Linked DNA regions of Homo sapiens: region 2 is linked to region 1. A link is a loop called in an ENCODE intact Hi-C map of the cell type or tissue named here. Cell type or tissue: heart right ventricle. All regions are shown on one strand. Links, peaks and the distances in the headings refer to the core of each region. The heading gives the core; the rest is flanking DNA.

Evidence for each region. Hi-C counts contacts between places; a loop is a spot of excess contacts. Peaks named below come from ENCODE experiments on the same cell type or tissue, not always from the same donor. Only the 100,000 strongest peaks of a DNase experiment are listed, where the experiment ranks them.
Region 2: a loop joins it to region 1, with 2.5 times the contacts of the local background. A loop is called at or near these places in 15 of 110 quality-filtered maps.

What each region holds. Positions count from the first base shown.
Region 1 is chr4:55,119,757-55,134,983 of GRCh38, forward strand. It overlaps KDR (kinase insert domain receptor), which reads right to left and starts at 5,839. Exons shown (of 30, transcript NM_002253.4): 1 at 5,471-5,839; 2 at 1,341-1,434. The coding sequence starts at 5,537. RefSeq lists an enhancer at 12,906-13,519. In heart right ventricle, for the core only: no CTCF peak of the experiment used is centred there; DNase peaks (open chromatin) are centred at 5,150, 5,551, 5,885 and 6,230; H3K4me3 peaks cover 4,002 bases; H3K27ac peaks cover 3,551 bases; H3K27me3 peaks cover 2,680 bases.
Region 2 is chr4:55,304,870-55,320,096 of GRCh38, forward strand. It overlaps the pseudogene LRRC34P2. Among named protein-coding and RNA genes, the nearest start is that of SRD5A3, 34 kb to the right of the region's middle. In heart right ventricle, for the core only: CTCF peaks have their summits at 7,826 (motif pointing right) and 8,027; a DNase peak (open chromatin) is centred at 7,822; H3K27ac peaks cover 992 bases.

The DNA.
Region 1 (15,227 bases), core at 2,746-10,745:
CCTCAGGACCTTGTAAGGACCTCGCATTAAAACATAGATGGCTTGTACTGCAGCATTTCTCTACAAGGCCCCAAGGAAGATAAGAAGATAGTCAACATCAAGAAGAATGTAACATTATTGGCCCTTCATTCAAAGAACTTAAAATTTCCAGGAAGTTGCAGCTAAATCAATGAAGTTACTTTTAACACACTCCATGGTTTTTTTCAGAACATAAGAAATGTTTATGCAGAGTTTTAAAAAGGGAGCATGGGATCCTTGGGGATTTCAAATAACCTTGTTATCGAGGGTCGGTAAAAGGAAAATCTAATGGGAAATGTGTCTTAAACAAGTAAAGCTAGAGAAACAGCACCTGCTACTGTGTTTTTTCCCAAGGGCTGGGTATTGGTAAGGGGCTAGGGTATTCTTTATACTGCAGTCTAAAATAGATGTATGTCATTCGGTTTAATGCTTAGTATTCAACAAGTATGAAGCAATGGCAATAACCTACCCAAGGTCCTTTGTGGACCCCCAGCACTCTTCCAGGAGGGTAACATCACCTCCACTTGTCACAGTCTCTACCAAAAACACACAGGTCCTAAGAAGGCTCCATGCCTTTCGTGTGTGATCACTATGTTAAACCCAAGGGTCTTCTATCTTTCGTCCTGGGGTAAGGGTTGAAAGGCAAAATTTAAAGGCCTCTTCTTCTTGACAAAGAAGTCTACTTCTCCAGTTATCAAAAATCAATAGCATGACTTCTTGCTAGCAAGTGGGGAAAGATGCATTCCAGAATATCAAGGCAGGGCCCGAAGTCCATTATTTATGTAGATCATGCGCTCAGTAATATTACCCACTAAATATTAAATTGCTATTAAATATTACTGCCTAAGTAATTATAGTAATAAATTTCTTATAAAGCAAAGTTTTTGGAAAGGGATAATAAGTGTTCAAGAATCATACCAAGCATAATAAATATAGTCCCAAATTTTTTCAACTCTATTCCTTAAATGTATGCCCTCAACTTCATTTATTCATTCATATTTATTGAGCGTATGTCTACTATACGCCAGGTGGCTGTACTGGTTATTGGAATGTGGGTGTGGGTGTGTATTTGTGTGCGTGTGTGTGTGTGTGTGTGTATGCATGTTGGCAGAGAATAGTATAAAAACACCAGCAAAATTGTACAGAATTTTTGAGAGAAAATTCTTCTCATTTTCCATTATTACATCAGTTCTTAGAAACCTCACCACTTATGAACAATTACTACAAGCTCTATTATAATTCTGCTCTACTGGAAATTATTTCCACTCAATAAACAATCAGTTACTTAACACAAGAAATCTAGATCTAGAATGAATCCTTACCTGCAAGTAATTTGAAGAGTTGTATTAGCCTTAATTGTAAGTATGTCTTTTTGTATGCTGAGCCTGGGCAGATCAAGAGAAACACTAGGCAAACCTAGAAACAAATTAAATAAATGAATGTAGTTGCCACTGAGTTAGACCTAATAGGAAACACCTTCCATAAACAATGCATACTCTATACTTTAAAAGGCCTCTTCAGCAATTCATTGTATAAAACTGGGAATTTACTTTTCACCATTCTCAGTAAAAGTTCACAAGCTGTGTCATAACAGGAAGAATGGGCAGATGGTCATAAACCAACACAACAGTTCTGCAATTCATGGAGCTAGGGTGGAGTTCCTGTTTTCCTGCATTGCCAACTTCAAGGTCTTACAAAAGGATACGGGACATTGAAACCAAATGAACCTTCATCTGATGATCTCACTCCCTTGGGAAAGGACCCACTGACATTTCTTATAGAACATAGGATGTACACATTTGACTAAATTGCTGATTAACGAATCCCACTTAGACGGATTTTTATATAGTTCATCTACGTACCCTGAAGGGAGTGAGAGAATCTATGACCTTGTCTCATTTTCCTTTATCAATTTTCTAGTGCGCTTCCCCTGGTAACCAAACTGCCACAGCTGAAATAATGGCTCATAAAGACTGTACATTAAAAGCAAGGGAGAGAAACTGAGGAAGAGAAAACATTCCCCAATTCCACACATACATGCATATTAATATACTTTTATGTATGTGTGGAATTTTCCCAATTTTACACATATGTGCAAATTAATATACTTTTCTGTCTACTGTAATTCATTAGCATTACCCTTTTTTTAAAAAGTATATGAATATTTTCGTGAAAAATTTTCCCAGTTTCACACATACATGCAAACTAATGTACTTTTCTCTCTATTGTAATTCATTAGCATTACCCTTTTTTAAAAACGTATATAAATTTTTTTAAGTGCAATGCTAATGAATTACAATTGGGAGATCTGAACTTATTCATCAAAGCCCTGAACTCATCCTGACATCAAGCTTCAGACATAAGAAACTTGTCTTTACCTATAAGGGATAAGAACCAGAAAAGTACCATGGCATAGATTCCTCACCATGGGTCACTCTACAGCAAGATAACTGAATTCTCTGTCAACTAAATGTGAAGAGCTATGAGGTGTTGAAAAAGCATGAGAGAAAGAAAAATTGTCCACTATGCTAGGGTCTTAATAAATATCAAGACCTAGAAAATACCAGCTTTAAAAAAGTAATTGATGTTGGGCAGGCTCCCAAGCTTTCTAAGTCATATCAACTAAGAAAAAATGACTCCCTAGGCCTAAACTGGCATTGACCTTGCTGGGCAAATAAGAGAGTATGAACAAATAGGACGAAGTATGAGACGGAATAAATAGAGAGAGTATAAGTAAATACCCAGTGCAAACATCCAGTGCATTGAATCTGAGGATCCCAATATGAACAAATGCAGGCAAAATGAATAAGTGACTGCACATGTTCTCACACACCACACAGATGTGCAAAATAAGTTACTGACATAACTGGTCAATATCATGGTTTTTAAGTCAATAATATGGTTTTTAAAAAACTGGAAACTAAGTTATATCAATATATCTCAGAAATTAACTGGCATTGGTACTGACTTATGTTTAGAACAGTTTTGTTCTTAAGACTTTAGACTCTGTCAGAATATCCCTGGGTCTACAAATCTGCATTTTAACAAGCATTTCAAATTATCCTACCACAGATGGTCTATGGGCCACTCTTGGACAGTTGCTGGTCTGGGTGGTCATGTTTAATTAATTTGCACAGTACTTTGTGCGTGGAACGGGGGTTACATTTATGTTTTAAATAGAGAATGGGGTCTCGCTATGTTGCCCAGGCACTTCTTGAACTCCTGGACTCAAGCGATCCTCCTGCCTCTGCTTCCCTAAGTGCTGGGATTACAGGAATGAGCCACTGCACCCAGCCTGCACAGTACTTTTTAATATGAAAGAAATAACTGCCCCCAAAACAGGCAAACAAAAAACCAAAATGTTTAAAAGCAAAATGAAACCTGGAGTCCCACTTTGTCTAAGAAAAGGAAAATGAAAACAATTCATTTGGATAACACAGATTTCAAACTTGACTGGGGAACACTAGGTTGAGAAAGATGCTGAAAACATGATGTACAATTCACACTGCCATCCAAATGAGAAAAAAACCATTATTTGGGCACATTCTTGTGAGAAAACAAATGGCAGTAAAAATGATTCTCAATAAACTGTGCCCACTCGGCTACCAAAATCAGAAACTCTTGAAGGTCTCTCATAATTTATTGCCACAGATCACATTCTAGACACACTTTCCTGTGTAACAAATATTTTAAAAAAGAAAAGGTATGTCCTTCATTCATAGGAAGCTGAGACTATGCCATACTATTCTAGAGACACGTTTACAACAAAAATCTATTCAACAAGGCTCTCAATAACTTCAAATTCATATTTGTAGACCAACATAGTTTTTTGTTTTTTGTTTTTGCTCCATTAAATGTCATTCGTTTTCATTGGCAAGCTTGAGCTGGACTCTTCAGAAAGTTCTAAAGAAATAACTGTAAGAGGTACACATGCTACTACTCAATAAAAAGCCCTTCTATGTTCAAATCCCATAACCAATATTAATTAATTTGTGCACTGTTACCCTTCCAGCTCAAAGACGGGAAGGAAAAACAACAGTGCCTCTGTCTCTAGAATTTGATGGCACCAATTACAGCCCAATCCAATTAAGCAAGTAATGCACTCCAAAAGGGCAAGTTCACCATTATATTCAGGGCGACCGGCCTGCCGTTACTACTACGCTAGGAAACACCCCAGGCTTAAAAGCAACTCACTTCTTTGTGGAATACAGAGCAACCACATGTTCCAGACCTTCATTCTCTGCCCAGAAAGGGGGAGAGAGAGGGCTTGTCTGGGACAAATGAGTGTCCATGGTGGACTGGACCCGTTGAACCAAGTCATTATAAAGAAAATTCAGTAACCATGGACAGATGATCCTGGTACTGTATGTGGGTGTGAGTGTCTTCTAAGACATGTGATTCTTGTCTTAGGGAGTAAGAAATTTTTTTCCCTGAATTATTCGACTTTTTTTTTTTCTTTCTCTGACCCTTTCCCCTTTCTCACCCTGCAAAGGGTGGAAATCTGGATATCAGCAAACTGGCTGCAGGAAAGAAATATTATCTAAGGGGTTGAGAGAGAAAGGAAAGTGAGGAAGAAAAGACAGACAGCTATTGCATGAAGAACGTGTGTGTTCCTAATTGAAGGAGACGGAAATTTTAGGCGGCAGGGAGAGGAAGGAATGGCACTAAAGCTAGGTACCAAGGCCCACAGGAAAGGTTTTCGGAGCTTGAACTTCTGACTATGCGCTTACACCAAGGACCACAGCGCTTTGAAAGATGTGCAATGCTTTACGCAGGACAGTTGGCTGTTACTTGGAGACCCTTGGGGAAGCTGTCAAAGCCCCCAGGACAAGTCCCTATTCCCCCCCTTCTTCGCTCTGCAAGGAGAGCGGCGTCCTGCACCAAGGAAGGAAAAAAAGTTTCTCTCCGCTCCAGACCCCACTTCACACAGTGGTGTGCAAGTGTGTTCGAGCATGAAGACAACAACGGGCCGGGTCCCGCAAAGAGGCAGAACCGAGTGTACCGTCCGATCCGGGAGACCCGGCCTGAGATTCCGGCAAGGTTTTCTTCCCCGGGCCCGGACTAGGATGTTGCGCGCAGCCAGACAACTTTTCACCGCCTGTTCTCGCCTGCGGAGGCACCTCCTGCCTGCCAACCCCAGGCGCCTTCCCACCCCAGCCTCCCAAGAGCCTGAGGGTGTGTCGGCATCTCAGGACATGCTCCAGCCGAGGTCCCTGTCGCAAACCAGAGTCCTAGAAAAGGAACTGGGCTAGAGCACAGGCGACCACAGACTCGCTGGGTAATCTTGGGCCAGTCTCTGAGCCTCAGTTTCCCCACTGGTAAATGAAAGATCGCAAAATGTCAAGTCCTGTCCAACTCTCCAGCTCTACGATTCCGAGTTAGATCTGGCTTTCAGGTCCTCTCCGCCCTCACCCGACCTGTCTGCCTTCCTCCTCCAGAGTGGGCTCCTTACCCACAGAGGCGGCCCGGGTCTCCACGCAGAGCCACAGGGCGACGGCCAGCAGCACCTTGCTCTGCATCCTGCACCTCGAGCCGGGCGAAATGCCCAGAACTCGGGAGCCGGTTCTTTCTCCCAGCGCCTGTCTAGAGAAGGAGGCGCGGAGGTGGAACTCGCGGCACCCCGCAGCGCAGGACAGTTGAGCGCACAGGGCTAGGGAGCCCGGGCGCCGACCGCGGCTGCAGGGGCGTCTGCGGGTGCCGGTAGGAGAGGATATCCAGGCTGCCAGACGGACTTTCTGCGGCGCGCAAGTGATGCCCGGCGCAGGCAGAGGAAACGCAGCGACCACACATTGACCGCTCTCCCGGGGTCCCGGGACTCAGTGCAGGGTGGGAGCTGGTGCCGAAACTCTAGAGCGCGGAGGCGGGGCCATGCGGGGCGGGGCCGGAGCGGAGGAGGGGCTCTCCCGTGCGGCCAGCCCCGCCCCTCACCCGGGTACCCGGCGGCGATCTCCAGCTCCCCAAGCCCATTTACATCTCCCCATTTCCCCACACAACTGGACTGCGCTGGGCCCCAAGTCGCCCAGGAGAGAACATCCCAGAGCAACAACTTTGTTTCTGGTGTAAATAAAAAGTACTCGGTAACGGGCGCTGAGCAACTCCAAGATTTAATCGCTTGCCGGTCCCCGAAATTTGGGGAGCATCACCAGGAGCGCTGCGAAGAGCAGCGCTCCCTCACCAGGCGCGTCAAAGTGCAGGACCCTCTTCGCCATCGCGCGCGTCTGAAGTGGCCGAGAATCTGCAGCAGTTTGGAGCCACAAGGGAGAAGCGGATACTCAGCCAAGTATGCCGGGTCGCAAGCTGGCAGCGACTCCTGCCAGTAGTTTTGGTTTTTGTATAAGGGTATTTTGTTTGGCCAGTATAATTGTAGTTTAAAAAGCTGAATCTGGTTGCTCTTAATCAGAAAACGCACTTGCCCAGTTCGCCAACATTCCCGCTATTTCCCAAAATATTTGGCGGCTCCAAGTTTGAAGTGACCTGCCTAGCCCCAAGAAGGCTTTTGTCCATCGTGCTCCCCAACGAAGAGCCCTAGTGAAAGTTTGGCCATGCCCCTTTTCAGAGCAGAGCTTCCAGCCAAGATATCCTTAGTCCCAGGGGAAGGAGGCCAGCTGCCAGCGTGCTTCAGTGGAGGAGCAATGAAGCAAAAGCACCTAGGACACTCTGTGACCAAATTGCACAACTGTCTCCACGTGTGTGGACTTCTTGTGGCAGCTGTTTGGAGGGGAACTCCAATTCCTTCCTGACCACATTCGTTCCTTCTGGTTTTCTGTCCATATCTCCCCACACCTGGGGAGTGACATCAAATGTCCCCTAACTTCATTAAATATGAATCTTCCAGATGCCTATGTCTTTTACCTCCCAGAGGTGCTTTTTAATGACAACCTAAAGGACCATTCTTCACCAAGATAAACACACAGAATTATTATATCTACACCTAATTCAAACTAGATTGATTGTATACAATTAATGTAACCTGTTACTTATCTTCATCTGTTTTTAAATATTTACTGTATTCACGCTTTTACTTTTCCAAGTTGACAGGTGAAATATTTTAATGCTGAAATATAATGAATGTATATGGCAAAAAAAAATTTTGGAAAAACACAAAAAGGCTTAGAGTGAAAAGACTTTTCTTTTGGCAGAGGCATTTTTATGTTTCCTTTTTTTTCCAAGCAGATTCTTAAACACAAGTATGTAGACATGTCACCCTTCTCTTCCCACAATTGCTTGGTATAAATGCTATTTGAGCCTTGGCTTTTTTCCCTTTAAATTTGATTTATTTATTTGAGACAAGGTCTCACTATGTTGCCCAGGCTGGTCTCCAATGCCTGGACTCAGTCCATCCTCCTGCCTCAGTCTCCCAAAGTGCTGGGATTACAAGCACGAGCCACCCTGCCCAGCCTTCACTTTATAATATACACTGGAGATTCGTTCTACATCAACCTTTAAAGCTCCATCTTTTATTTATTTATTTATTTATTTATTTATTTATTTATTTTTATATAGAGGCAGGGTCTCACTATGTTGCCTAAGCTGGCTGCGAACAAAGCTCCATCCTTCCATCTTTTCAATGTTGGCATAGTGCTCTACTATATAGATGTACTCATATTTATCTGGGAGGTATTTATTTGGGGAGGGGAGAGAATCTTTAAAGAAACTCCTCTCTTCCTGCTAGTAAACTCAGCAAATAAAATAGGATGGACTCTGGCAAAGTTGGATAAAGGGGTGGGAGATGGAACCTGGTTTGGAGAGGGCAGTTTTTCTCCATCCCCATCACCAAACAATTCCCTATCAGCCTTATTTACAGTTCATGACACTTCCTCTTCCATGTCTCATTTAAGAAGATAGTGTCTCCTCTGAATGCAAACCAGAACCTGCAGGCCCGTGGTAATAGCCCCCTTTAGAAGTCTTGGAGGAAATGATGCGTCTTTGATGGCCGCAAGACCAGAATTTGGCAGAGTCTCAATGAAATCAGTCTACCACATTCCCTCCCACACAGCACTTAGAAGTGCCTTAGGTTCACAAAAAAAATGGCAAAGTCTGTTAAAAAAAAAAAAGATAGAAAAGAAAGAAAGAAAGGCTGTTCCATGTGCAGCACCCTCTCGTTATCTGGCATTGCAAAGGAGTGACTTTTGTGAGTTAACCCAACAGTAAGGCACCTAGCAAAGTGCCCCAAATGTGTTGAGTGTTCCATAGATGCTATTCAGATGCCACAGCAGAGTAGTAGCTAAGTGCACAGACTCTGGATTTTATTCCCAGATCTACCGCTTATGATCTGTGTGATCTTTACCAACTTACAAGTAACTTATCTATGAAACACAAAAAAAATTATAATAGTACCTTCTTCATAGGGTTCTTACAAGAATTAAAGGAGTTACTGCATGTAAGGCACTTGGAGTAGGCCCCAACACAGCTAGTAAAGATCTTGGACATAGAAAGCACCAGATACACATTAAGAAACATTCTGCAAAGGTTGCTTATACTACAATGCATGGGCTTCTTCATGCTGCTGAGATCTAAACTGCTAAGCAGGCTCATTCATTCAACAGTTTTTGAGCACCTACTATATGCTAGGCATTGAACCAGGAACTGGGGTTACGATGGTGAAAATAATGTCAAGATGAGCTTAAATGAGGAATCATTGTAATAGCCTCACCCAAGACAAATTTAATTTAATCTTTAAGCACTTCTTGTCTCCAGCTACTTTTCTGGGCTTGTACATACAGAATATACATTGTTCATACTCAAAGCACACTGCATAAATTACTCTCCATGATCTCCAAATTTGGTTACATTACCAACAGTATTTTGGACTCCATGTCTTAACAAGTTATATGAAGATTTGTCAAAGGTTAATAACTGTGGAAGTTCAATTGCTTCAAAGAGAATAAAATACCCAGGAATCCAACTTACAGGGGATGTGAAGGACCTCTTCAAGAAGAACTACAAACCATTGCTCAATGAAATAAAAGAGGACACAAACAAATGGAAGAACATTCCATGTTCATGGATAGGAAGAATCAATATCGTGAAAATGGCCATACTGCCCAAGGTAATTTGTAGATTCAATACCATCCCCATCAAGCTACCAATGACTTTCTTCACAGAATTGGAAAAAACTACTTTAAAGTTCATATGGAACCAAAAAAGAGCCTGAATTGCCAAGACAAATCTAAGCCAAAAGAACAAAGCTGGAGGCATCATGCTACCTGACTTCAAACTATACTACAAGGCTACAGTAACCAAAACAGCATGGTACTGGTACCAAAACAGAGATATAGACCAATGGAACAGAACAGAACCCTCAGAAATAATACCACACATCTACAACCATCTGATCTTCAACAAACCTGACAGAAACAAGCAATGGGGAAAGGATTCCCTATTTAATAAATGGTGCTGGGAAAACTGGCTAGCCATATGTAGAAAGCTGAAACTGGATCCCTTCCTTACACCTTATACAAAAATTAATTCAAGATGGATTAAAGACTTAAATGTCAGACCTAAAACCATAAAAACCCTAGAAGAAAACCTAGGCAATACCATTCAGGACATAGGCATGGGCAAGGACTTCATGACTAAAACACCAAAAGCAATGGCAACAAAAGCCAAAATTGACAAATGGGATCTCATTAAACTAAAGAGCTTCTGCACAGCAAAAGAAACTACCATCAGAGTGAACAGACAACCTACAGAATGGGAGAAAATTTTTGCAATCTACTCATCTGACAAAGGGCTAATATCCAGAATCTGCAAAGAACTCAAACAAATTTACAAGAAAAAAACAAACAATCGCATCAAAAAGTGGGCAAAGGACATGAACAGACACTTCTCAAAAGAAGACATTTATGCAGCCAACAGACACATGAGAAAATGCTCATCATCACTGGTCATCAGAGAAATGCAAATCAAAACCACAATGAGATAGCATCTCACACCAGTTAGAATGGCAATCATTAAAAAGTCAGGAAACAACAGGTGCTAGAGAGCATGTGGAGAAATAGGAACACTTTCACACTGTTGGTGGGACTGTAAACTAGTTCAACCATTGTGGAAGACAGTGTGGCAATTCCTCAGGGATCTAAACTAGAAATACCATTTGACCCAGCCATCCCATTACTGGGTATATACCCAAAGGATTATAAATCATGCTGCTATAAAGACACATGCACATGTATGTTTATTGCGGCACTATTCACAATAGCAAAGACTTGGAACCAACCCAAATATCCATCAATGATAGACTGGATTAAGAAAATGTGGCACATATACACCATGGAATACTATGCAGCCATAAAAAAGGATGAGTTCATGTCTTTTGTAGGGACATGGATGAAGCTGGAAACCATCATTCTCAGCAAACTATCGCAAGGACAAAAAACCAAACACCACATGTTCTCACTCATAGGTGGGAACTGAACAATGAGAACACATGGACACAGGAAGGGGAACATCACACTCCTGGGCCTGTTGTGGGGTGGGGGGAGGGGGGAGGGATAGCAGTAGGGGATATACCTAATGTAAATGACGAGTTAATGGGTACAGCACACCAACATGGCACATATATACATATGTAACAAACCTGCACATTAAACCTAGAACTTAAAGTATAATTTTAAAAAAATTAAAAAAAATAACTGTGGAAGTTGAACAGTGGTACTTAAAGATTCATTTGACTATTCTCTCTACTTTTACGTGTTTGAAAGTTTCCATGATTAAAAAAAAAAAAATCTGTTTTAAATGACTGTAATCAAAGGGATGCCCAGGCCAATACAACACTAACTTTTCCATTGTCTTTTCCTTGATTTGGTGAAAATAAGGATTTGGAATGTCCTTGAGCATTATCTTTTAATCATTTCAGGCAGCAGCTTCATCATTTGTCAATGAAAATAATAATTCTTACCTACCTTAAGGACTGTTACGAGACTCAGATGAGATCATCTCATGGAAGTGCTCTATAAAGTGTAAAATGGTGATGGTGGTAATAAGGATTCAATAGATGTTTAATTTTCTTCCTTAAAGTACTTGTTACCAAGGCCTTTCATCAGGTGTCTTCCACACATACCTTCATCGCCTAAGAACATCAGCTGTTCAAAAATATTTCCTGGCCAGGTATGGTGGCTCATGCCTGTAATCCCAGCAGTTTAGGAGGCTGAGGCAGGAGGATTGCTTGATGCCAGGAGGCTGAGGCTGCAGTGAGCTATGATTGCACCACAGCATTCCACCCTGGGTGACAGAGTGACACACTGACTAAAAAAAAAGATAGTATTTTCTATATTTCTTTGAGATATAGATATAGATATAGAGAAGAGATACATGGAGACATACATGCATAATAGAAAATTTTGCAGAAAATATCTAGAAGGGTACACACCAAAAAAATACCTACCTTGGGGAAATGATTGAGGCACAGAGGCAGAGGGATGAGAACATGTACTTTTTGCTTCATATATTTCTATAATTTTTTTCAAACCAAGAAAGTATTACTTTTACAAATAAAAAATATTATAAAAGACATCAACTCTCTTTTCTAGGGGCTGTTATATTTTTAAATATGACCATTTATTGATTACATGTTTGCATTGACAACTTTGTCATGTTTACTGTATTTTTCTTTCCATGTTCATTTATTTTCAACTTACCAGAGCCTATGACTACCTCACCAGATGTTGGCTCAGTTTCACAGCCCATCCATACTTACAACTATTGCGACTTGGGAGATCATGAGCATACCCTTTGTTTCTCATTATCTACCTTCTTTAAACATCTAAGTTTATTTTACTCCTTGTGAGATTTATTCATTTAACTTAAGCTATATTTGTATGTTCAAGAAAAAGAAGGCTATGTCACCACAAAGCCAGGCCTGCCTTGAATGTGTCCAACAGTGTTCAATTTTATTCACAAAGCCTTATATTCTAGTAAATATAAAGCAAACTCTCCATCCTTTTAGTGAAAGAGATTAAAGAGAACTTGATTACTTGCTCCCTGCAAAGGAAAAAAATCTCAGTTACTATAAACACGTATAACTATGTTCCAGTCCCAAACTCTCCCGTATAATTTCTTGGAATATCTCACATGAGAATAGATACAATAATTTTTAAATGTGTAAAATATGCAAAGAATTTAAATAACCAACTGAAAGTCCACACAGCACCAGAGAAGGGTGCTAAAAAATATTAAGAGCTAACACTTTTTGAGCACATCATTTGAGCAGGCTCTGTTCTGAGTACTTTATTTCTCATTTCATCCTCATAACATCCCATGAGGTGGCAAGCACTATTAGTATTCCTTAGAAAGAAAAGAAGTAAAGAGAAAAAATATTTATTCTTAATTTAAGTAAATGTCCCTTTGCCTTCCTAAAAGTCTTGCCCAAAAAAAAAGTTGTTATATCTCTTTGTAAATAATCAATGAAGTTTTTTCATCAATAATTAGGAATATGGTAAAAAAAAAAAACAGGGCATTCTTTGCTTTTTTCAATAACAATAAAAAGAAGGGGTAGATTTTTGGAGCAGTTACTATGTGTCAGGTATTTTCCTTGGATTATCTTATTTAATGCACATAATAACTCAATAGAAAAGATACTATAATTATTCCCATTTAAGGGAGATGGGAAAATGAGGTTTAGAAAGTTTTTTTTTTTTTTTTTTTTTTTTTTTTTTTTTGAGACGGAGTCTCGCTCTGTCGCCCAGGCCGGACTGCGGACTGCAGTGGCGCAATCTCGGCTCACTGCAAGCTCCGCTTCCCGGGTTCACGCCATTCTCCTGCCTCAGCCTCCCGAGTAGCTGGGACTACAGGCGCCCGCCACCGCGCCCGGCTAATTTTTTGTATTTTTAGTAGAGACGGGGTTTCACCTTGTTAGCCAGGATGGTCTCGATCTCCTGACCTCATGATCCACCCGCCTCGGCCTCCCAAAGTGCTGGGATTACAGGCGTGAGCCACCGCGCCCGGCCGAGGTTTAGAAAGTTTAAGTAACTTTTCCAATGTCCCATAACTGTAAGTGGTGGAATCAGGACTTAAAAGCAGAGCAGTATTAAGCACCCAAAACAGACCCCTCCTAGCACATACAAATAGCTTTTTGTTTTTGGTTTTTTGTTTTTTTGAGGACTAATCTCATTCAAGGCATGAGGCTAAGTGAATTGATGCCACTGACTTCCTCTGCCTCTCCATAACAATAGCTTCCATTTTCCTAGATGCATGAAAAGCTAAGTGACTTAGAAGAGGCACTCTGAGATGGCTGACCAAGGAAGAATGCAAAGCAGGTAATTAGATCTTGCCCTCCCCACCTGCAGAATCCCAGCCGCATTGAATATTTACCTTCCACCCAACCCCCAAACCACAGATCTTCTCTTCAAAAAAAAAAACAACAAAAAAAAAAACAAAAAAAAGGAGCAGTTGCTTCTATACAAATAATCACTTGCGCATTTGGGGCATTTCTTTTCTACCATGAATTTTTGTCATTTGTCCTCCTGGACATACCTTCCATACCCAGTGCAAATATCTGTCCCAAGTGATATGTTTTGTTTTTTTATTCAGCTGTCTGCTTCAATTCAGACTCTTCTAGGAGAAATAGGCAAAGGTAAATCTTACCTGAGCAAGTAGTTAAGTTTGGAAGGATAGTTGGTAAGGTCTAATAAAAACGGTTAAGGACATGATGATGGTGCCTATTAATAAAATCTATTTTGTATACTATAGACTTATTGTGTTATGTCTAATTAAATAAAGCTATTGTAAAGATACTTGGGTTAATGTTATATGTGCTAGCTATATAAAATGTACTTTATATGATTATTCTTAAATTCAAATTTAGATAATAGTCATCCATTTAATAAATATATCCAGTTATGCTGAATTTATACTTGATCATTGACAAATTAATGTGGACTATTTTGTTATTCACAGAACTAGGAAATTATTTTCCTTTTCCTGTACGCACATAGCACTTATGCAACATCTGATAGCATAATCACATATTTATTCAAATATTTCTCCCTCAAATCAGGGATTAGGTCACATTGATTTTGTATTCTCCGTGCCTAACACAGTCCCTGTGCATATTCACCTCTAAACACAATAATGATGTCCAAGTTATTTTTGTTATTTCCATTTCTGCTGCTATTTGTTCCTCCTTTGCTTTTTATTTTTCCAGAATCACATGCCTCTTGACTATTCATTGCAAATGTCTTTACAGAGAGCAACTTGTGGGAATAAATGGAACCATACAATGTCAACATAGACACAACGGAGTGAAAGAGTTAGTTCTTAATTTATTAAGCAGTGGGGATTGAAGATTTTTGTTTTTGATTTTGAGTACAATGAAGAAAAAGAAATAAAGCATTTACAAGATTTGCATGTACTATACAAGAAACGTGTGATTGAAATGTTGCATCTGTGTCATTTGCAGACTCGTAACCATTTTCCAGTGAATTAATACCATCCTCCCCCTTTAAGCCTATCAAGTTTTCAAAGAACTGAATAGTGCAAAAATATACTTTTGGTTCCCAGAGAAGTGCTACAGATTACCATTCCCATATAAGAAGAATGTATACACTTCCAGGTTAGTTGAATTAGTTTGCAATACTGTTCACATTTTTAGAGACTAAAAATAATGTTTCCTGGTAATGCCACTTCACCAGTGTTGAGAGCAAGTCAATGACAGCAGAAAAGTTTTATGTTCTTTGTATATAAATTTAGTCTCCAGAGTTTCCAAAACATTGGTGAATAGTCCCTGGAGGCATAAATAAAATTTTTTTCTTTGAGCAGTGTTTCTGAACGTTCATTTCTAATATATCACTGCCTTGCTTCACTTAATTAAAAAAAAATCTCCGCAAGGAATGCCTCACAAAGAGAGAAATTTCAAAATAAAATGAAAAATACAACTTTAGATCTAATTGATAATCATCCAATAATTGGTCAGGCTGGTCATAGGCAGATGAAAGGCTGTAAGGGAGTCATTTCATGCATCTGATCACATAATATAAATAAAAGATCCAGCTGTGGAGAAAATGATTCTAGTAACAAAGCACCACATCAAAAATATTCCACATTAAAATGGTCTTTGGATATATAGAAAAATGCTTCTATTTCCTTATCCTAAGAAAACTTGACCTTGCTGCTCCCTGAAGCTACTTAGTAGTCTAGTACTTTGACCTTTCCTTCAAACGAGTTCTTGAAAGATAAAAGGACATCCCTCACCTTCTCTCCTCATGTACAAT
Region 2 (15,227 bases), core at 4,022-12,021, 190 kb after region 1:
AGTCTCACTCTGTCTCGCAGGCTGGAGTGCAATGGCATGATCTCAACTCACTGCCATCTCCGCCTCCTGGGTTCAAGCCACTCTCCTAACTCAGCCTCTTGAGTAGCTGGGATTACAGGCACATGCCACCACACCCAGCTAATTTTTGTATTTTTAGTAGAGATGGGGTTTTGCCATGTTGGCCAGGCTGGCCTCAAACTCCTGACCTCATGTGACCCACCCCCCTTGGCCTCCCAAAGTGCTGGGATTACAGGCATGGTCCACCATGCCCAGCCAGTTAAACTATTCTGTATGAAGTATAAGGGTGGATACATGCTGTTACCCATTTTTCAAAACCCATAGAATGTACAACATATACAGTGAAGCCTCGTGTGGACTTCAATTAGTAATAATATGTCAAAGAACCATGTTATTCCTGATTTAAACCCTCCAGTGGCACCCTCTTGCCCACCAAATAAAGTCCACACTCTGCCCAGTAGCATCCAAAGCTCTCATCACCTGGTCTCTTGCTCTATCCATCCTGGATTACTAGAAGCTCCCTAAGCAGACTGTCATGTTCATCTGTCGTTCTTGCCTGCCCAACATCTGCTTTTCCTTCTTCTGCAGATATCACCCATTTCCCTTCAGGAAACAGCAGCCAATGCACCTTCAGTTTCTGTGGTTTGCTTAGGGCTGCCTGGCCATACTCACTTTCAGGACTGGGCATAGGATTCAAGTCAGTTCAATCAGAGATAACTAGAAGCTTTAACCTGAACCATTAGAAGAAAATAAACTATCATTCTGCTGGGGCATCTCAGAGCCTACATTTAATATTGAGTGTTTGTGGCCATCCCCACTACCTCCTGGGAAGAACATGCCTAAATGAAGTCAACAGAGTAGAAAGTAGTGTTAAGAGAAGGCAAGAAATTTGGGCCAAACAACATCCATGGAATGCTTGAATCCAGCTGAATCTGTATTTCCCACCCTCTCTGATTTTTGAGTTATAGGATCCAATAAATTCACTCTTTATGCACAAGCCGAGTTAAATTGGTCTTCTATTATCTTCTAACTGTCACACACAGGGAGGATGCTTTTCTATGCTTCATTCTGTTTCTTCCCCTCACTATGCCCTAGCAGTGTGACGAGCACGTTCTCACTCTTCAAGATCCAGTTTTCGTACTAATACCACCTCTCTATGAAACCTTTCTACATCATTCTTCAATTTCATCCTACTTAGAAAAGGACCCACTTTCCCTGGAGCCCCCACAATACTCTGCACAGGCTTCCATCAGAGTATGAGCCATCCTAATTGTACTTCATTGTCTATGTGTCTGTCTCAGCCACCAGACTGTAAGCTCCTCGATAAGGGTGTAACTTAGCATCTCCTGCACTTTCCTAGTTTTTTGGGGCAGGGAAGACAGGGTCTCACTCTGTCACCCAGGCTGGAGTGCAAAGGCACAATCACGGCTCACTGTAGCCTTGACCTCCTAGGCTCAAGGGATCCTCCTGCCTCAGCCTCCTAAATAGTTGGGACTACAGGTGCATGCCACTGCCTCCAGCTAATTTTTCTCTTTTCTTGTAGAGAGAAAAGGGAGGACCTAGGTTGGTCTGGAGCTCCTGAGCTCAAGCAATGCTCCCTCAACAGCCTTCCAAAGTCCTGGAATTACAGATGTGAACCACTGTACCTGGCCCCAAATTCTTGTTGAATGAAAAAGACATCAAAACAGAAGGGCGTAGTGGGTAGAGGAATGATACCAACAAGTAGGCAAGAAAGCACAGGCGGAACTGGGGGCAAGTATCTAGTTTGGAACAGAACTGAGCCAAAGTAAGATGGAGGAAGGGTGATACCCAGGCAAATGCGATGCACACTCCAGACACTTGCACTGCTCTAGAAGCCGTCCTTTCTCTCTCTCACATCTCCTTCATCCACCACCTTGGATCTTTGCAGGTTCACTTTTTGTATTAAAACCCCCATGTGGCAGAGACAGCTAGTCATGCTTCAGTATCTGTTCTCTTCTCCTATGGAACTAGAACCCCTGATAAAGCTACATTTCCCAGTCTCCCATGCAGCTTGGTGTGGCCATAGGACCATTTTGTAACCAATGTAATTTGAGCTGAAGTGGAGCTAATGTAGTTTGAATATATGTCCCCACCAAGTCTCATGCAGAACTGTAATCCACAAGGTTGGAAGTGGAGCCTGGTGGGAGGTGTTTGGGTCAGGGGGGTGGATCCCTCATGGCTTAGTGCTGTCCTTGAGATAGTCAGTGAGTTCTCACAGATCTGGTTGTTTAAGCATGTGGCACCTTCCCCCACCACCCTCTCTCTCTCTTGCCCCCATCGTGTGAGATACCTGGTCCTTCTTCAACTTCCACCATGATTGTAAATTTCCTGAGGCCTCCCCCAAAGCGGATGCCAGCGCTAGGCTTCCTGTACAGACTGCAGAACCAAGAGCCAATTAAACCTCTTTTCTTATAAGTTACCCGGTCTCAGGTATTTCCTTATAGTAAGGCAAGAACAGCTTAATACAGATGCCTACAACTTCCTGAAGAGCAGACAATTGTCTTTTTTTTTTTTTTTTTTTTTTTTGAGATGGAGTCTTGTTCTGTCGCCCAGGCTGCAGTGCAGTGGCACCATCTTGGCTCACTGCCTCTGGGGTTGAAGCAATTCTCCTGCCTCAACCTCCTGAGTAGCTGGGATTACAGGTGCATGCTACCACGCCCAGATAATTTTTGTATTTTTAGTAGAGATGGGGTTTCGCCATGTTGGCCAGGCTGGTCTCGAACTCCTGACCTCAAGTGATCTGCCTGCCTCGGCCTCCCAAAGTGCTGGGATTACAGGCATGAGCCACCGCGCCCGGCCTATAACTGTCTTCTTTCTCATTTTCCCCTTCCCACCAGCCAGATGAGTGAGCCATCCTGGACTATGTCGATGAGGACAAAATGAAAGGAGCCTGGTCCCTGAGGCCACCAAACAAGTGCTGGACTATTACACTGGAACAGTTACAGGAGACAAAAAGTAAACTAACTTATTGAAGCCACTATTATTTGGGGCTGTCTGTTTCACCTGGCAAATGCTTATCCTTCTATAACCAAGGTGCCCCTCTTCTGGGTCTCTCTTATGTTTTATTTTGTTTTTTCCTCCTGTTGCTTTCAGTTGAAACTATCAGAATTGGGAGTTTCCAGTAGCCAAAAGGAGTAGTTACAAGTAAAATTCACAGTGGTTTTCCATCTTCTAGTCTTTCAACTATCTTCAAGCAATCACATATATCCACAAAAATCCCCCATTGCTCTGCATAAACAGATGGGGTCCTAAAGCATATTTGCCTAAAATATATTAATGAGATTATCTAATCTGAGTTCTAACAAACCAACAAATCCAAAGTTGTGTATGACATCATTCATTTATAGTACAGTCATGTGTCGTTTAACAACGGGAATATTTTCTGAGAAATTCATCATTAGGCAGTTTCATCATTGTGCAAACATCATAGAGGGTACTTACACAAACTTAGATGGTATAGCCTACTACACAGCTAGCCTGTTTGGTATAGCCTAATGCTCCTGGGCTACAAACCTGTACAGCATGTTACTGTACTGAATACTGTAGGCAACTGTAACACAATGGCAAATATTTATATATTTAAACATAGAAAAAATACAGTAGCCAGGCGCGATGGCTCATGCCTGTAATTCCAGCACTTTGGGAGGCCGAGGTGGGCAGATTGCCTAAATTCAGGAGTTTGAGACCAGCTTGGCCAGCATGGTGAAACCCCATCTCTACTAAAAATACAAAAATTAGCCAGCCATGTGGCAGGCACCTGTAATCCCAGCTACTCGGGAGGCTAAGGCAGGAGAATCACTTGAACCTGGGAAGCGGAGGCTGCAGTGAACCGAGATCATGCCACTGCACTCCAGCCTGGGCAACAAGAGCAAGACTTCATCTCAAAAAAAAAAAAAAAAGAAAAAGTATGGTAAAAGTACAGTATAAAAGTTTTCTTTTTAATACATAAATTTTCTATAAGAGTACACTTATATAGGGCACTTACCATGAATGGAGCTTGCAAGAGGGGAAGCTGCTTTGAGCAACTCAGTGAGTGGCAACTGGATGTGAAGGCCTAGGACACTACTGTAGATTACCATAGACTTTTTATAACACTCTGCACTTAGGCTACACTAAATATTAAAAAAAAATTCCATCTTCAATAATAATAAATTAACCTTAACTTATTGTAACTTTTTTACTTTATAAACTTAAATTTTTTAACTTTTTGACTATTTTGTAATAACACTTAGCTTGAAAGATAAACTCATTATACAATGGAACAAAAATATTTTCTTCTTTTATATTATTATTCTATAAGCTTGTTTCTATTTTTACATTTTATTTTTTACTTTTAAATTTTTTTGTTGAAAACAAAGACACAAACAAACACACACATTAGCCAGGCCTACACATGGTTGGGATCATCACTATCACTGTCTTCCATTTCCACATCTTATCCCACTGGAAGTCTTTGAGGTAAATAACACACAAGGAGCTGTAGTCATCTTCTATGATAACAATACCTTTTTCTGAGTACCTCCTGAAGGAGCTGCCTTAGGCTATTTTACAGTTAACTTTTTTCTTAGAAGGAATATACTCAAAAATAAAAATATCCCTGGTAGTCTAGTGTTTAGGACTTTTTAAAAGGCCAGGCACAGTGGCTCACACTTTTAATCCCAACACTTTGGGAGCCTGAGGCAGAAGGATCACTTGAACCCAAGAGTTCAAGACCAGCTGGGCAACATAGCAAGACCTCCATCCCTACCAAAAAAAAAAAAAATTAGCTGGGCATGGTAGCCCGCACCTGTGGTCCCATCTACTTGGGAGGCTGAGATAGGAGGATAGTTTGAGCCCAGGAAGTAGACGCTGCAGTGAGCTATGATTGTGCCACTGCACTCCAGCCTGGGTGACAGAGTGAGACCCTGTCTCAGAAAAAAAAGAAAAGAAAAATAAAATAACCATAAAAAGCATAGTAAATACATGAACCAGCAACATAGTCATTTATTATCATTATCAAGTATTATGTACTGTACATAATAGTATATGCTATGCTTCATATGGCTGGCAGCATAGTAGGTTTGTTTACACCAGCATCACCGCAAACATAGGAGTAATGCATTATGCTTTGACACTAAGAAGGCTATGAGGTCACTAGGTGATAGGAATTTTTCAGCTCCATTATAACCTTATTGGACCGCTGTCATATATGCAATCCCTCATTGACAAAAATGTGGTATGCAGCACATGACTGTAGTTAAAAATTGAAAACACTCAATATCTAACAACAGGAGAATGGTCCAGTAAATTTGAGTGTATCTGCTGTGTTTCATATAATGTAGCCATTGAAACTAATGCTAATAAAAAGTACAACATAACATGGGGAATTAGTACAGTGAAAAGAGAAAAAAGCAGGATACAAAATCATAAACACAGTATCTCAAGGATGCAAACACAATTGGAAAGAGAACAATAGTCATGACCAAACACTATCATGTATTAAGCACTTACTGAATGTCAGGCATGCACTGTACGTTCATTTTCTCATTTAATCCACAAGAACCCTATGAAGTAAATACAATGATTATTTCAATGCTATTAATGAGAAGACAGACTCACAGAGATTAAGCATCATTCCCAAAATTTCATGGAACACTAACTCAGCTGTATCTGACACTCACTAGGCTATGCTGCCAGCCAACTTTTTCATGAGGTTTTTGAATGATCTTTGCAGAAACCACGTTCTATTTTTCTTTAGTTTCTAATTTTTCTAAAAGTAGCATGATTATCTTTCTAATTAAAAACATAAACACAAAATAAGTCTTTTTTAAAAAAAGAAAGAACAAGTACCGCGCGCACACACACACACATACAAACACACGCACACAACATGTTTTGCTTTTTCCTAAGATGTTGTATCAGAGCAGCACCACAGAGCCTCAGAAAAGAGATGGTAGAAGTAAGCTGACAACTGAGTGGGATTAGAATTCTCACATTTCTTCATTCACCTTTCAACAAAGTCCCACTGGAAACACTATGGGTCAGTAGCACTTAACCTTTGGTGGGGTCATGATTCCCTTGAGAATTTGTGGAAAATCATGGACCCTCTTCCCAGGACGATGCAAGAAGCATGTCATGGATACACACACACACACACACACACACACACACACACACACACATTTTGCATACTATTTCAGAAGATTAAACAGATGCAATCACGCCTATCAATGTGTCCCAGGTAAAAGGCCCTGACATAAAATAATATAAGAAGTCAACTTTTGTCTGATTTACTGAAGCTTGACTAAAGCTCTGAAACTGCTGTCTACCTAATACATCATAGCTGGCAGGTTGTTCGCTATGATGCCTTACCATCAGCAGGGATGTGCTCTGAGGTATTTCTTGGTGGAAAGATGGATTGCAGGAGATTTATCCACATTCTTGACTGATTCCTGATGGCCAACAGTGTCTGGGGATGGTCAGAGGGAAACTAATAGGCCTACATGAATATGAACTTAAGAGGAAAGTCATGAAAACAACTCAAGTGTAACTCCTAGGAGTGTATCCCTTTACGGTTTACAAAGCATTTTCATACCCTTGATCTCAATTGACCCCTCACAACCCTATGAAGAGAGAGCATTGGCTCTATTTTACATGTAACCCAGGTCTGCACTCCCAGCTTCATCTACAAGAGCTGACTCTATTTTGGCCAACCCCCAAACTTGATGCAAATTCAACCCCTTCATTATTTTAATGAGAAATTAATTTGTTTAATTAAGCATATTGTAATTTTTCTAGATTTTATTTAATATTCACGGAAGCCCATGGAAGGGTCATCTCACATGGAACACAGCTTTACAAAATCTCAATTAAACCCTTCTCAAGTAAGTCTCTCCTCCTGCCCCACTCACCAGATACCCTCTTCCCACTGCAATCCTGCATTACATAGAGTTGCTTCCTTCTTCTGTATGAGCAGGAGCCTTATTAAAGCATCTTATCAACAAGGCTGATGTTGTGGACATTTGTGGGTTTGTTGTTTCAATTTGTTTTTGTTTCTTTATCTTGTCACCCGGCATCCACTTCCCTTTCTTGTAGTAACAACCCACACACCTCCCCCACTCCCAGTCCATGTGATTAGATGATGAAGAAGAGCTGATGTCACGATCATATGACTCAGGCCATGTCAATCACAACCTTAGATTCCCCCGGCTACTGGGATCAGTTTGGGAACAGATGGGTGACTCCTGAGATGTAAGGAAGCCCCATGAAACTCTCACTGAGGCATCTGGGAGAGAAGATTTGCTTCAACCAGATTTGAAGCTGAGAGTATATAAAATCTAGAGCCGTTGCCACCACTGTACAATAAATGGAGACTGAACTCAAAGCCACACACCAGAAGATAGTTGAAAAATAATGTGAAACAAAGTGCTGATGACATAATTTGGGTCTGATCCAGCATGTCTCAAGCCAGCTGCAGTGAGCTGAATGGTGGCCACAAAGATAGGTCTACATCCTAATCCCTGGAACTTACAAATGTTACCTTAAATAGAAAAAGTGAATATTATACGGCAAAAGATGGGATTGAGTTGATGGTCTTGTGGGGAGGAGCTTATCCTGGATTATCCAAGCCCTAAATGCAATCCCATGCTTCCTTATAAGCCAGAGATTACACACAGACAGACAGAAAGGCAATGTGAAGATGGAGACAGAGTTTGGGACACAGCCACAAACACTCCAATTTTGGTTCCAATGAACTCAAATGTTGAGCAGAAGCTAAACAGGCAAATTCCTTCAGAGCCTCCAGAGGGAGCACTACCCTGCCAGTACCTTGACTTCAGACATCTGGCCTCCAGAACTGTGACAGCACACATTGCTATTGTTTTAAGCCACCAAGGTTTTGGTAATTTGTTACAGCAGCCCTAGCAAGCTAGTGCACCTGCTGTGTCCCTGGACTTTTCATTTACTGAATTCCCCTTTTTTTGTAGGCCATTTTAAGTTGAGCTTTTTTTGGTTACTTGTTACAGAAAAACTTTTATTTTATTTTTAATTTATAAAAGAAAAGTTGAATAGCCTATAAAATATTAATCTCTGTGAAAGTAGTAAGACAAATGCATGAACATTACTTTAGAGCTTCTTTTCCATAGATGTTGACCTACTGGAACAAGAGCAAAACCTACATGAAATGAATGGTCGTAAGCTTCTCCCTAGGTTGGTGTCCAGTAATAATGCCTTTTAAGGCCATTGGAGACTTCTGTAAGACACATGCGTTTGTCACCACAAATGGCTCCACATCCACATTGTCTGTTTTTAGACGCCCCATTTGAATTAAGTCTGAATATGCCATGCATATAGCCCTAACAAATGTGTTTTTTTCCCCAAAGGTAGATATTAGAGAATGATATGGTTTGGCTGTGTCCCCAACCAAATCTCATCATAAATTGTAGCTCCCATAATTTTCACATGTTGTGGGAGGGACCCGGTGGGAGATAATTAAATCATGAGGGTGGTTTCCCCCAAACTGTTCTCATGGCAGTGAATAAGTCTCATGAGATCTGATGGTTTTATAAGGGGTTTCCGTTTTCACTTGGATCTCATTTTCTCTCTTGCCTGCCACCATGTAAGATGTGCCTTTTGCCTTCCACCATGATTGTGAGGCCTCCCTAGCCACATGGACTGTGAATTCATTAAACTCCTTTTCCTTTATAAATTATCCAGTCTCATTTGTGTATTTATCAGCAGCATGAAAACGAACTAATACAGAGAATGTGGAATTTGTTTTCATTGATTGTTAAAGTGCAACAAGTTCTCCATCCATGTTTTTGCTGACTGCTGACAACACTTTAAGACTCCTCATGTGTGAAGTAAGAGTTTCACTGAGATAGTGCCTACATTTTCTATTCTGTTAAAAGACATCTATTATTTCCAGGGTAGTATTGCTTTTCAGTATGACAGCAAAATACACCATCCCATCATGAGTTATTTTATTGCAGCCAACGTCAAGGTAGTGTAGGCTACTGTTCAGATGCAGGGCATCACAGCTCCTAAGGCAGGGGATTTCAGAAAGCACTTTCTATATAATAGCAGGAAACCATCTGTTCTGAAGCAACCCATTTCAATCACTGCTTAATATTCAGAGTCAATTATATAAACTGTGGATTAGAAAAGGAAACAAGTAGTAGCCAACAAATAATTTTCATAATAGAACAGAAATGATTCCAAACATTTAATTCAACATGTCTCTTAATCAACTGTGAAAAATTATGCAGCCTTGTGCATTTATCTTCACCATGATAAACAATATTCTTTTGCACTTATTGAAGAAAATCTTTCTCCAGGAATTTGGTGTGCAAAATGAACAGCCAATTGCCTCTCCCATTGGCTGCATTAGAGAGTGGGAAGCAAGAAGTTGTCTTTGTCTCCTCAGTTGGCACAACCTAGGAGCTTAGTAAATGCAGCCAAGACACTGGGCAGGCACAGGCTCGTGTTTAACTTGGAGCCACTGCTTCCCTACATTCAATCTGGTCCGTGTTGCTAGACTTTTTCCCAGGCATCAGGGCACATCTATGTTTTTCAACACCAGCTGAGGAAGGGTCGCATATTCTTTCCAGTTGGGATTCCTGGGCCTCATGCAAATAAGGGGTTATCCCCTGAGAGTGCTTTAAGACAATTGTAAAGTTCTCCTATCCCTCTAGGGAAGTTTAAGAGGCTTGTCTACTCCTAGGACATGTGGCACCTCTGGGTCTGAAGTCCAGTTCAGCCAAGATAGTTTCACAGATTATTGAGCTTTTCAAAGCTTGTGTGAGAATCGGAATGAGCAAAGCACAAACACACTCATAAACAACCTAATAGGGGAAATAAGAAAATTACCTTCCTGAATGTTTAAAAAATGGTTATAGCAGGCACTTGTAAAATCTAGATAAAAGGTAGATATGCTTGCACCTGAAACTGTGTTTTCCTCAAAACATCTATTTTCATCTTAACAATGGTTAAGATGAGACAATGGTTGCCTGTACATGGAAGATAGCTTTCTACTTCTTTAACTTTTCAAGTTTTAAATAATGTACACTTAGTACTTTCATAATCACAAAACTTTTCTGTTTTGTTAAAATTCCACAGTGTACTTTGGGAGGCCGAGGAGGGTGGATCATGAGGTCAAGAGATTGAGACCATCCTGGCCAACATGGTGAAACCCCGTCTCTACTAAAAATACAAAAATTAGCCGGGCATGGTGGCAGGTGGCTGTAGTTCCAGCTACTCGGGAGGCTGAGGCAGGAGAATGGTGTGAACCCAGGAGGTGGAGCTTGCAGTGAGCCGAGATCGCACCACTGCACTCCAGCCTGGGCAATAGAGTGAGACTCCATCTCAAAAAAAAAAAAAAAATTCCACAGTGTAGGTCCTCAATTTAAACACAATTGGCATATCTGGCATAACATACAGTATGTATAAATAGGAAAACAAGGGGAGAGCTGGCATGTGATCATTTTACAGCATTTCTAAACATATCCTAATATTCTAGAGCTGGATCATGGATAGGCAAGCTATCAGAAGTTGCAAAATAGGAGCTGAGCCCTGGGGGAGAGGTGTGCACATGTGGAGCTCCAGACCTCCGCACTGTTCCAGGCATCTTCTCCAGCCCACACCCAGGGGTGCTGGGATAGAACAGATCTGGGGATGGACTCCCCACTGCTTGATAAGGACATAAGAACTCCCTAATGAGGACATTTTTGCCTAAGAAGAAAAGCAGAATAAAGATGCAAATTAAACCAACAATGAAATTTGTTGTTGTTGTTCTTGTTGTTGTTTTGAGATGGAGTCTCACTCTGTAGCCCAGGCTGGAGTGCAGTGGCACGATCTTGGCTCACTGCCACCTCTGCCTCCCAGGTTCAAGCAGTTCTCCTGCCACAGCCTCCTGAGTAGCTGGAATTACAGGCGTGCACCATCATGCCCAGCTAATTTTTGTATTTTTGGTAGAGATAGGGTTTCACCATGTTGGCCAGGCTGGTCTCGCACTCCTGACTTCAAGTGATCGCTCTGCCTTGGCCTTCCAAAGTGCTGGGATTACAGGTGTGAGCCACTGCACCCGTCCATGAAATGTTATTTTTCTTCATTCCATTAGATTGGCAAAATGTGTAATGTCGAAAAATATCAGATGTTGGGGAGGACTTGAGGAAATGAGTTTTCTTGACAGTGTTGGCAGGAGCATATGTTGGTATAGCCACTTTGGAGGGCAATTCGGACTATACTATTAATCTATAAACTATACACACATGCCCCTCAACCATGTCAAGTGCAGGGTTGATTATTCTAAGAGTAATGCAAACCATATTTTTTAATCTGTACTGTCACAAAAGCACAAAAGTAAAGATCATGAAAATTATAATGTATACAACTGACAATTTGCTGAAATTAGAAAACCCCAACAGATCATGGTAACTCCCTTTTGAGAACAGAGGTTAAGTGGTGGATGGGAGCCAACCAACCAGTATTATAGCATCCACCTTAGAGAAACACCCACATATGTGTATAAGTTTTTCATTGGAGCACTGTTTACAATAGAATGAAAACCGCCTTTAAAAGTTCATCAGTAAGGCCAGGAGCGGTGGCTCATGCCTGTAATCCCAGCACTTTGGGAGGCCAAGGTGGGCGGATCACAAGGTCAAGAGATTGAAACATCTTGGCCAACATGGTGAAATGCTGTCTCTACTAAAAATACAAAAATTAGCTGGGCGTGGTGGCACATGCCTGTAATACCAGCTACTCGGGAGGCTGAGGCAGAAGAATCACTTAAACCTGGGAGGCGGAGGTTGCAGTGAGCCAAGATCACACCACTGCACTCCAGCCTGGTGACAGAGTGAGACTCCGTCTTAAAAAAAAAAAAAAAAAAAAAAAGGTTCATCAGTAGGGAAATGCTTAAATTACAATGGCTTCACACTATGTGTCAGTAAAAGAATGAAGCAGATGTTTGTGTCCAGATGTGGGAATATCTCCAAATTATGTTATTGAATAAATATTTTTCAACAAACTATAGAATGATAAGTACAATTGATACATATACAATTGATATATATATTTATCTAGATCTAGATAAATGTGTATAAACTAATTTTTAAAGTTCTAAAAACATACATACTAAAATGACAGCAACCTCTGGGGAAGGGACTGAGAAAAAGGAGGTCAAAAGGGATGTTAACTTTACCTGTAATGTTCAATTTTAAAATTTACAATGAAAATGTATTCATGTATTTTTATGCAATTTATATGAACAACATTTTTAAAAGAAAGAAGCTCTTACAGAGAAAGTCACAAACCCATGTGGGATATGCTCACCAAGAAACTCCATGTATTCACAGGTTCACTTCTTTGGTGCTCTCCTCAGGATACTTGAAAAGCCATATTTAGCAAAGAGTTTCAACTTTTGCTCACCTGTCTGTTCTTAACTTTTATTTTAGTTTCAAGGATATATGTACAAGTTTGTTATATAGGTAAATTATGTCTTGTGGGTGTTTGGCATATAGATTATTTCATCACCCAGGTCATGAGCATGGTACCCAACAGGTAGTTTTTCAACCCTCTCCTTCCTCCCACTCTTCACTCTCAGGTAAGCTCCAGTGGCTCTTGTTCTCTTCTCTGTCTCCATGTGTACTCAATGTTTAGCTTCCACTTATAAGTGAGAACATGTGGTATTTGGTTTTCTGTTCCTGTGTTAGTTTGCTTAGGATAATGGCCTCCAGCTCCATCCATGTTGCTGCCAAGGTCATGATCTTGCTCTTTTTATGGCTGCATAGTATTCCATGATGTATATGTGCCATAGTTTCTTTACCTAGCCTACCACTGATGGATATTAGATTGATTTCATGTCTTTGCTATCGTGAATAGTACTGCAATGAACATACATGTGCATGTGTCTTTACAGTTGAACGATTTCTATTCCTTTGGGTATGCACCCCATAATGGGATTGCTGGGTCGAATAGTAATTCTGTTTTAAGTTTTTTGAGAAATTGCCAAACTGCTTTCCACAGGCTCGCCTGTGTTTTAATCCTTTTAAACTTCTCCTGCTTCTTTGGTGAAGAAAGCTTCATATCACGAGAAAGAGAAGCAGGGGGAAAGAGGAAGAGAGGGAGCAGGAGGGAAGAGGGCAAGGAGGAAGAGGAAGGAGAAGGGGAAGGTAAGGCAGGGAAAACCATACCTCTATATTCCCCATGAGAAAAAAGGGTCCTTATCTTAGAATCCTGGCCCTATAACTTAATAGCTGTGTGAACTTGAGTGAGTATCTTCATTTTTGGATTCTCAGTTTTCTCTCCTGTAAAGCAGAGAGTTCATAAGAAAGCCTAGGTAAGTTGTCTAGCGTGTGGCTTGGGTGGGGACTGCACTGTGTACTTTTCACAATATAGATATGTAGAGAGTAAGAGCTGAGGCCCTGAGAGCAAGGTGCTGGCTGGCTCTTCTACATTGGAATATGACTAATTCCGTCTGATGGAGGCTGACCAAGTCCTCCCATCTGTTATTTAACAAAGAAAAGGAAACAAGATTTCATCAGTGAGCCAAACCTCAGATCTGCAGAAATCCATCGATGCAAGATGAATTAATTCTGTATGTTATTATTATCATTAGACTTTATATTTATAGCACTCAACCATTTACAAAGCACTTTCCTTTCCATTACCTAATATGATTCTCACCACAACTTAAGGTTATCAAGGCAGATGATGTTTGCATTTCCATAGGAGGAAATTAAGGCTGAAAAGTTAAGGGGTTTTCCAGGGTCACTTAGGAGTTGAGCAGAGATTCAAACTCAGTTTCGTTCAGTACAAAGCCTATACTCCTTCCACTGCACCTCTGTGCCTTACCCTAACCATTGGTCCCTCAATGATATGAGCAAATCTGTGCAGGTGGAGTGGGTGTGGGACAGGCAGGAGAGTAGGTGAGGAGAGTAAAGGGCAATTGTCTCTCCTTCTCCTTCTCCTCCTCCTCCTTCTCTTTCTCCTTCCATAATCATTTCTTGATTCCCCCTCCCACTACCAGTTTAACACAGGAAACAGTCTGCTTTATAGTTACTCTATAGAAAGGACCGCAAATACCAACTTCCTTTATGGGAAAATTCTCTCAACTCAACCTTTTATATAATCCAAAACCATTAGGCTTGAATCATCCTTCTCTGCTGCATTAAGATATCATTCATGTCAGGTCCTTGTCTGCCTTTTTCCCTGATAAAGTTGCCCCTCCATCTCCAGCTCTCTGCTCCTTTTACGAACATGAGAAACAGGGGCATTTTTATACTCTATATTGGTTTGGGGTCCTTCTGAGCCCTGAGGGAATATTCTGAGATCATGCTTTCCCTGTGAATCTATTGAAATCGATTTTCCTTCTTCCTACATGTGAGGTGAACTGTGATTTCTTGGCCTAGGTGGCTTTGTTCCTGGCCAAAAATAAAAGAGGAAATTTGATCAGGAAAAATCATTTGGGCTGGTTTTCAAGAACCTGGTGAAAAGTTTCAGAATTTGCATGTTCTCAGATGGAGTCACACACAGACTAAGAAGAAAAAGGAGGAGGGAGAGAATGAAGAGGAGGAGGAGAGATAAAAAGAAGAAAAGAAACCAAAAAAAAGAAACACTTTTATATCAGGAAATGTTGACATTTTTAAAACAACATATTTTTTCCTGCCTGTGAACCTTAAGCTATGCTTCCAAATCAAGACCTAGAAAAGTCAGCCCAGAATCATGTTTTCGTAGTATCTCCTGCATCAATAATATATTAAAGTAATGTAAATCCTCTGTCTGAAATATGGGAAGGAAAGACAAAAAATTTTCATCCAGGTGACTTGGATAAGATCGGGAACCAAATACCACAATGTCTTTACAAGCCCCTTTCCACGATATTACTAAGAAAAGTGGCTTTCACTGCCAAAGCAAAGAACTGAAGTAGTTTGCTGCATAATTTAGATTCACTTGGCCTAAATTCATCAAGGAATTGAGAATTTGGGGGCGTTGGAGGCAGTAGACTTTCTTTGCCTGGGGAATAGTCTCACTTTTCACCTTCATTTGTCACTAGATATAAAATTCCTCTAAAAGCTCAAGTAAGCAGGCATACAAGTAGCTTACTGATATTTCTGTATTATTATTGCTCTGTAAAATTAACATTTATTGAAGATTAACTATGTGCTACAGACTTCACATATATCATCTCATTTCATTCTCATGAAACATCCTCA